2 separate regions of the Homo sapiens genome follow, and region 2 is linked to region 1. A link is a loop called in an ENCODE intact Hi-C map of the cell type or tissue named here. Cell type or tissue: GM12878. All regions are shown on one strand. Each heading gives the region's core, and the rest is flanking DNA. Links, peaks and the distances in the headings are about the cores only. Region 1 overlaps DPYD (dihydropyrimidine dehydrogenase). Region 2 overlaps DPYD (dihydropyrimidine dehydrogenase).

Evidence for each region. Hi-C counts contacts between places; a loop is a spot of excess contacts. Peaks named below come from ENCODE experiments on the same cell type or tissue, not always from the same donor. Only the 100,000 strongest peaks of a DNase experiment are listed, where the experiment ranks them.
Region 2: a loop joins it to region 1, with 4 times the contacts of the local background. A loop is called at or near these places in 1 of 110 quality-filtered maps.

Annotation. Positions count from the first base shown.
Region 1 is chr1:97,503,785-97,508,187 of GRCh38, reverse strand. The region is part of intron 13 of DPYD (dihydropyrimidine dehydrogenase); the gene reads left to right. It overlaps LOC124904225 (a long non-coding RNA gene), which reads right to left. Exons shown (of 3, transcript XR_007066238.1): 2 at 339-453. Among named protein-coding and RNA genes, the nearest start is that of DPYD-AS2, 290 kb to the left of the region's middle. In GM12878, for the core only: no CTCF peak of the experiment used is centred there; a DNase peak (open chromatin) is centred at 2,247.
Region 2 is chr1:97,161,842-97,166,244 of GRCh38, reverse strand. All of the region lies in intron 20 of DPYD (dihydropyrimidine dehydrogenase), which reads left to right. The region is part of intron 1 of DPYD-AS1 (DPYD antisense RNA 1); the gene reads right to left. Among named protein-coding and RNA genes, the nearest start is that of DPYD-AS1, 68 kb to the right of the region's middle. In GM12878, for the core only: no CTCF peak of the experiment used is centred there; DNase peaks (open chromatin) are centred at 1,795 and 2,474.

The DNA.
Region 1 (4,403 bases), core at 255-4,254:
TTCTTCACTGCACTTATCACCATATGAAATTGCCATGCTCTTGGACATCTATTTCTGTTTTAGCCACTTGAAGTAAGCTCTGTAAGTAGAGAGATATTGTCTTTCTTGCTCACTACAGCATGCCCAGTGCCAAGAACAATGTCTGGCAGATAGAAAGGACGCAATACATACTTGTTAGATGAATGAATAATTATAGTATTCTAATTTGAACCACAATTCCACATGACAGCTCTTCAGTTACTTGGAGACAGCTCTCATGTCCTATCCATAAGCCTTTTCTTTTTCCTTTCTAAATAGTTCTGTTTTTCTTTTCATAATAAGGTTTGCAGACTTTTTACCATGTAGGTTGTCTGTTCTCCCATGTGGATTCCAAGAAACTTGTTTCAATCCACATTATCTTAATTGAGAGGAAGTTGCTCCTGCGTTTGCACAAATTGCACAAATTGCCAGCACCTATCAACGAGATGAGAACTGAGGAATAACATTGTCAGGACTGTAAATGCTAAAGATAATATTTAAAGTTGAAAATTTCACAAACATGTCATGTAATAATATTTTAGAGCCTGGGTAATTCTCTATGGATTACAATACAAAACATCACAATTTATTTTTGAAACTCATTTTGGAAACCTTGTTAGAAATAAAGATCTGGATTTTTTAAAAAGATTAAATAAAACTGATTTACTTATTTATTATTAAGAGTTTATCTATTACCTCATCATGAAAGTCTATGAAACAATAAATTAACAATAGTCCAGTGCATTATTTTTGCTGCTATAGTTCTAGCTTCCAATTTTGTATATGATTATTTTCTATTTATTGCATAGTATTGTTTTCCTGATAATATACATTAACTAGGAGTTATAATTGTTTAAATAAATTCAATGTAAGCTTTTTATCTGGGAGACTTTTAACATGCTGAAAACTGAGATGACTTCTGTATACTAATAGTTTATCACCTAGCTAGGTTCTTATAACTTAGACGTATTTTATTGAAATTCATAAAATCAACTCATCCTCCAATTATAAAGAATTAGTTTATTAAATGGCTACAGTTCACATATAGTACTCCTATGGGACATTTCATCCAAGTGTTCACTTCAAGACTATTTAGCAAGCTCTTCTATGACGTAACCCTCATTTCTTCATCAACAAAAGAACCTGTATGTGTGCTTGCACACTCGTGTGTACACATTCAATATTGAAGCTAAATCTTGCAAGTTAGAATCTAATGAATACACCACTGTCTATCCTTAAAGTTTTAAATCAGTCTCTGTTCGCAATCATACCATGTTTGCCAGACTTAGTCTGTTAAGTAAAAAATATAGATTAAGATGCTTTCAAACACAATTTAATGCATGTATTTCGAATATTAAGTAAAAATCTTTTAATTATAGCCAAAGTAATATTTTTAACCATGAAGCAGACTAATCAATTTTCCAATATAATTACATCTTCACCACTTTCCCATTTCAGGCTGTGATTTCACACCTGTTAATTAGTTAATCATTTTGGTAGAGTGGACAAAGTGAAACTCAAATAGACTTTTTAATAATATAAATTGACGTGTACAATTTTGATCTGGGTTAGCTGGTAGATGAATCTAACTTGTAATGGAAAGTACCTCTTATTCAGTTTCCTTTTTTAAAAAAAGCAAGTGGTGTCAAGGTTAATGGAAAATTCTCATAATTATGGTTAATGGAAATTTCCTTAAAGTACAGTCCTGCTGTTTGAGAAACTGATTTTACCCTTATTCTGTCTCACATAATTCTTCTGTGAATTTTAAATTTAACCAGTTAAAAATCTCCATATTTTGGGTATGTTTAGATGATACAATCTTTGGTTGAAATTAGTTGGATTGAATTCCATAATATTCTCCTTGCCTTTGTATTTTCTTTATTGCTTTTTAATAAGATTCTAGTAACTACTATGTAATGATATTCTTTATACTCATTTTAAATACTTTATACCATGATTACCTTACTGTCAGATTTTTATTAAAGGCATACCTACATTGGCTATTTTGTTACAAGACTGACTCTGTTTTAGTAAAATTACAGTTCGCTGTATGCTCCTTTTTCCTAAAGGACTAGCAATGTGCTTAATGTTCAAGTACCACTATTTCTGAAATGAGGTGTCATGAGAAATAAAGTGTCACTAACTCAAGGAAGTTACTGGTGTGTTAGTTAAATATTCACTCAAACTGCCCTATCACACACCAATTACCTTTTCTTACCCCACTGCCTCATCTGCTTCTTTCACTTCAGCTAAGCCCATTGCCCTTTTCATCCTGCCCTGCTTTCCTCATTTGCATGTTTTTCTACAATATCTCATGTGTCTGAAACAGTTTCTCACTTCTATCCTGCCAAATTTACCCTCTATTTATGTGAAAAATTAGCTTAAAATGTCATTAAAGAAAGTACCATTTTTAGGTATCTGGGCAAGATTTGATGTATTTTGAGAGCTCTTATAATGTCCTTTTATATATACTATTTTTCGAGTGTGTGTTTGTGTGTGTGTATATGTGTGTAATGTATGGTATTCACTTTAGACAACTTAAACTGTAGTTCAGAAAATATATACACCAAAAGATGTAAGATGACTTAAGGCCACAGGAATTCTTAGACTAAAATGTTACTTAATACTAAAATGTTACTTAATATGCAATATTTTATTTTTTAAATTATTTTATAATTTTAATTTTTTAATAATTTTTTATTTTCAATATTTTATTTTTTTATTTTCTTCACATTTGAACTGTCTTTATTCTAGGGAGAAGGGATAGCACACGGATAGTCACGGTCATGAGAGAACCGAGCATATGTAAGATGCAGCATAATGTCTCATGAAATGTTATAAGTAGCTGTAGAGATAGTGAGAAAGGCCTGTGGGGTTAGGAATTTAAATGTTGTTGTATAAACAGGGAACCTGTTGTTAAGAGGTTTAAGCAAAGAAATTACATAATTCAATTTGGAAGAGACTGTTAATCATAATACAACTACTGTTTATCATTTCAACAATAACTTTCACTTCTCTCCTCATACAAACTCTCTTTTCTGACAAAACTGGTTTTATCACCAGGTTTATGTTTGCATCGTCTATACCTTAATTTTACCATTCTTTATCGGTAAGGAGACATTTATTGTTCTTCAAATATTAAAAGGCCAATGACCACCCAAGTCCCCTGGAGCTACATTAATCAATGGTTATCTTCTCTCCATTGTCTGAGCTCTTATAGAATTTTACTCAATGGACACAAGAGGGAATGGATTCCTTTTAAACTCCACCCCACCCCCCGGCCCCTTTCCTGAATGGAAGCCTTTGGAGATCAGATCTCGTGACCACCAGGCCCTGCAAAGGGAACCTGCTGACTGACTACCTCCCTCCTCTTATCAACCAGTTTTATTTTGCAATGTAATACATTGTTCAGCAATATAATGAATTTTAAATTGATAAATATTATTACCTCTTGAAGAGTATTTTCACTTTCATGGCTAAATATAATTTTGTACAGCTATAATATTCCTCTTTAGGAGACATACTTTTGTTTAGACTAACGTTTATCTAATGGGTACCTCCAAGCATTCTTCAAAAATACTTCCCATCACTTGGGAACTCTTCCCTATGGTGCTTTTGAATCTTTGGTCATAGCTTGCTCTCTAGGAAACTCCTAGGAAGCTATTGAGTAACTTAGCTTTTCTCTGCTGCAACACATTTGCCTTTCCAAGGGACCATATTGAACAGAGCTTAAGGTGACTTCACATTACTTATTTAAATATGGGTCCCTTAATTGGTCCACAGGAAAATCTTACATTTCCTTTCCCCTGACAAATTCTAGGAATATAGGCTAGTTGCTGTACAGTTGCATCTCTTTTAGCTCATCTTTTAGCAACAGACAACTCACACCTTTTCGATATATCAAGCAGAGTGGGACACTGTATACGGTGCACCAACCTCCAAAAAAGAAAATAAAACTGCGGGGAACACATATAAAGTGCTCTGAAGGGTCCCTTTTAAAAGCTGTCTCTCAGGATTTGGGATGACAGTGGGACTCATATAATCCCAGAAGCATGCTCCAAAGAAACCATGTCATAATCTCCAACATCCATCCCTAACTTTTTGTTAACATTTTGTTTCCATATTGGAGTGAAGGGTGTAAGAGTTCCCTAAGCAGATTTTTGTTATCTACTTGAACATTTCTGTAAGGGAAAAATTTATTTTTGTGATTTATCTCAATGCCCCTTAAGGTCTCAGCCAAAATGTATATTTTAATATTCTGTTGCATTAATAATATCCATATTGAATTTTACTTATGGACATTTAGTATATGAAAATGCATTATTTAAAAACCCTTACATTTCATACAACTATTTGCATATAGAGATTTTTTTTTCTGGATTTTG
Region 2 (4,403 bases), core at 137-4,136, 340 kb after region 1:
GTATTCCATGGTGTATATGTACCATATTTTCTTTATCTAATCTGCCATTGATGGGCATTTAGGTTGATTTAATGACTTTGCTATTGTAAATAGTGTTGTAATGAACATACCTTATGTGGACACGTATCTTTATGGTAGGTAGAATAATTTATATTCTTTTGGGTATAAACCCAGTAATGGGATTGCTGGGTTGAATGGTAGTTCTTTTTTAAGCCCTTTGAAGAATTTCCACATTGCTTTCCACAATGGTTAAACTAATTGACACTCACACCAACAGTGTATAAGTGTTCTCTTTTCTCTGCAACTTGGCCAGTGTCTGCTATTTTTTTTTTAACTTTTTAATAGTAGTCATTCTGACTGATGTGAGATGGTTTCTCAATGTGGTTTTGATTTGCATTTATCTAATGATCAGAAATATTGAGCTTTGTTTTCATATACTTGTTGGCCACATGTGTGTCTTCTTTTGTGAAGTGTTTGTTCATGTATTTTGCCCACTTATTAAGGGGTTGTTACTTCTTTCTTGTAATTTGTTTAAGTTCCTTATTGATTCAGGATATTAGATCTTTGTTCGATACATAGTTTGCAAATATTTTCTCCCATTCTGTAGGTTTTCTGTTTACTCTGTTGACATTCTCTTTTTCTGTGCAGAAGCTCTTAAGTTTAATTAGTTCCCATTTGTCAGTTCTTGCTTTTGTTGCAATTGCTTTTGGAAGCTTCGTCATGAAATCTTTGCCCATTCCTGTATCTAGAATGGTGTTGTCTAGGTTGTCATCCAGCGTTTTTATAGAGTTTTACATTTAAGTCTTCAATCCATCTTAAGTTGATTTTTGTATATGGTAAGGAAGGGGTCCAATTTTAATCTTCTGCATATGGCTAGCCATTTATCTCAGCATCATTTATCGAACAGGGAGTCTTTTCCCCATTGCTTGTTTTTGTCAGCTTTGTTGATGATTAGTTGGTTGTAGGTGTGCAGCCTTATTTCTGGGCTTATATTCCATTTTATTGGTCTGTGTGTCTGTTTTTGTACCAGTACCATGCTGTTTTGGTTACTGTAGCCCCTGTAGTATAGTTTAGAGTCAGGTAACTTGATGCTTCCAGCTTTGTTCTTTTTGCTTAGGATTGCCTTGGCTAATTGGGCTCTTTTTCAGTTCCATATGAACTTTGAAATAGTTTTCTCTAGTTCTGTGAAGAATATCATTGATAATTTAATAGGAATAGCATTGAATCTGTACATTGTGGCTGGGCGCAGTGGCTCACACCTGTAATCCCAGCACTTTGGGAGGCCTAGGCAGGTGGATCACGAGGTCAGCAGATCGAGACCATCCTGGCTAACATGGTGAAACCGCATCTCTACTAAAAATACAAAAAAAAAAAAAGAATCTGTACGTTGTTTTGGGCACTTGGTCATTTTAATAACATTGATTCCTCCTGTCCACGAGCATGGAATGTTTTCCCGTTTGTTTGTGTCATCTCTGATTTATTTGAGCAGTGTTTTATAATCCTCATTGTAGCGATCTTTCACGTCCATGGTTAGCTATTCCTAGGTATTTTATTCTTTTTGTGACAATTGTGAATGGGATTGCCTTCCTGATATGGCTCTTGGCTTGGCTGTTGTTGGTGTGTAGGAATGCTTGTGATTTTTGTGCATTAATTTTGTATTCCAAAACTTTGCAGAAGAGGTTTATCAGCTGAAGGAACTTTTGGGGCAAGACTATGAGGTTTTCTAGATATAGAATCATGTCATCTGCAAACAGTGATAGTTTCACTTCCTCTCTTCCCATCTGGGTGCCCAGTATTTCTTTCTCTTGCCTAATTGCTCTGGCCGGGTATTCCAGTACCATGTTGAATAGGAGTGGTGAGAGGGGGCATCCTTGACTTGTGCTGGTTTTCAAGGGGAATGCTGTCAGCTTTTGCCCTTTCAGTATGATATTGGCTGTGGGTTTGTCATATATGGATCTTATTATTTTGAGCTGTGTTCCTTCAATACCTAGTTTATTGAGAGTTTTAAACATAAAGGGAAGTAGAATTTTATCAAAGACCTTTTCTGCATCTATTGAGATAATCATGTGGTTTTTATCTTTAGTTCTGTTTATGTGATGAATCACATTTATTGATTTACATATGTTGAAACAACCTTGCACCCCAGGGATAAAGCCTACTTGGTCATGGTGAATTAACTTCTTGATGCACTTCTGAATTTGGTTTGCCAGTATTTTGTTGAAGAATTTAGCATCAGTGTTCATCAAGGATATTGGCCTGAAGTTTTCTTTATTTTTTACTACACAACTTTTCAACTTGCCATTTTTCCTTAATGATTGAACTCTATGAACCAAAAATAAGTGAATACCAGAAAGTTGTCTCTCAATCTTGTTTCTAAAAGAGGGTGCTGTGGTTTGAATGACCACATCCCCTGTAAAACTGATGTCAAAACTTAATCCCCAGAGCATCAGTAGTAAGAGATGTGGTCTTTGGAAGGTAATTAAGTCATGAGGGCTCCAAACTCATGAATGAGATTAGCACCCTTATGAAAGGGTTTGAGGGTGAAGGGAACACTTTCTTGCCCTTCTGACCCTTCCACAAAGTGAGGACAGAGCATTCATTTCTCTGGAGGATGCAGCAACAAGGCGCTATCTAGAAAGCAGAAACCAAACTCCCAATACCAAACCTGCCAGCACTTTGATCTTGGACTTCACAGCCTCCAGAACTGAGACAAAAACATTCTGTTGTTTAGAAATTACCCAGTCTGTACCATTTTTTATAGCAGCACAAATGGACTAAGACAGAGGATCATCCTATTAGTTTCTGATATTGTTCACAGGAAACTATGTGTTGATTTGGGTAGTAGATTGTTTTCTTTCCATTTGGAAAAGCACCTCAACTACATATAGTTTAAACTTCATGTTGAAAAGTGTCTGTTCATGTCCTTCACCCACTTTTTGATGGGGTTGTTTGTTTTTTTCTTGTAAATTTGTTGGAGTTCATTGTAGATTCTGGATATTAGCCCTTTGTCAGATAAGTAGGTTGCGAAAATTTTCTCCCATTTTGTAGGTCGCCTGTTTACTCTGATGGTAGTTTCTTTTGCTGTGCAGAAGCTCTTTAGTTTAATTAGATCCCATTTGTCAATTTTGGCTTTTGTTGCCATTGCTTTTGGTGTTTTAGACATGAAGTCCTTGCCCATGCCTATGTCCTGAATGGTAATGCCTAGGTTTTCTTCTAGGGTTTTTATGGTTTTAGGTCTAACGTTTAAGTCTTTAATCCATCTTGAATTAATTTTTGTATAAGGTGTAAGGAAGAGATCCAGTTTCAGCTTTCTACATATGGCTAGCCAGTTTTCCCAGCACCATTTATTAAATAGGGAATCCTTTCCCCATTGCTTGTTTTTCTCAGGTTTGTCAAAGATCAGATAGTTGTAGATATGTGGCGTTATTTCTGAGGGTTCTGTTCTGTTCCATTGATCTATATCTCTGTTTTGGTACCAGTACCATGCTGTTTTGGTTACTGTAGCCTTGTACTATAGTTTGAAGTCAGGTAGCATGATGCCTCCAGCTTTGTTCTTTTGGCTTAGGATTGACTTGGTGATGCGGGCTCTTTTTTGGTTCCATATGAACTTTAAAGTAGTTTTTTCCAATTCTGTGAAGAAAGTCATTGGTAGCTTGATGGGGATGGCATTGAATCTATAAATTACCTTGGGCAGTATGGCCATTTTCATGATACTAATTCTTCCTACCCATGAGCATGGAATGTTCTTCCATCTCTTTGTATCCTCTTTTATTTCATTGAGCAGTGGTTTGTAGTTCTCCTTGAAGAGGTCCTTCACGTCCCTTGTAAGTTGGATTCCTAGGTATTTTTTTCTCTTTGAAGCAATTGTGAATGGGAGTTCACTCATGATTTGGCTCTCTGTTTGTCTGTTATTGGTGTATAAGAATGCATCAGAGAAATGCAAATCAAAACCACAATGAGATACCATCTCACACCAGTTAGAATGGCAATCATTAAAAAGTCAGTAAACAACAGGTGCTGGAGAGGATGTGGACAAATAGGAACACTTTTACACTGTTGGTGGGACTGTAAACTAGTTCAACCACTGTGGAAGTCAGTGTGGCGATTCCTCAGGGACCTAGAACTAGAAATACCATTTGACCCAGCCATCCCATTACTGGGTATATACCCAAAGGACTATAAATCATGCTGCTATAAAGACACATGCACACGTATGTTTATTGCGGCTCTATTCACAATAGCAAAGACTTGGAACCAACCCAAATGTCCAACAATGATAGACTGGATTAAAAAAATGTGGCACATATACACCATGGAATACTATGTAGCCATAAAAAATGGTGAGTTCATGTCCTTTGTAGGGACATGGATGAAATTGGAAATCATCATTCTCAGTAAACTAT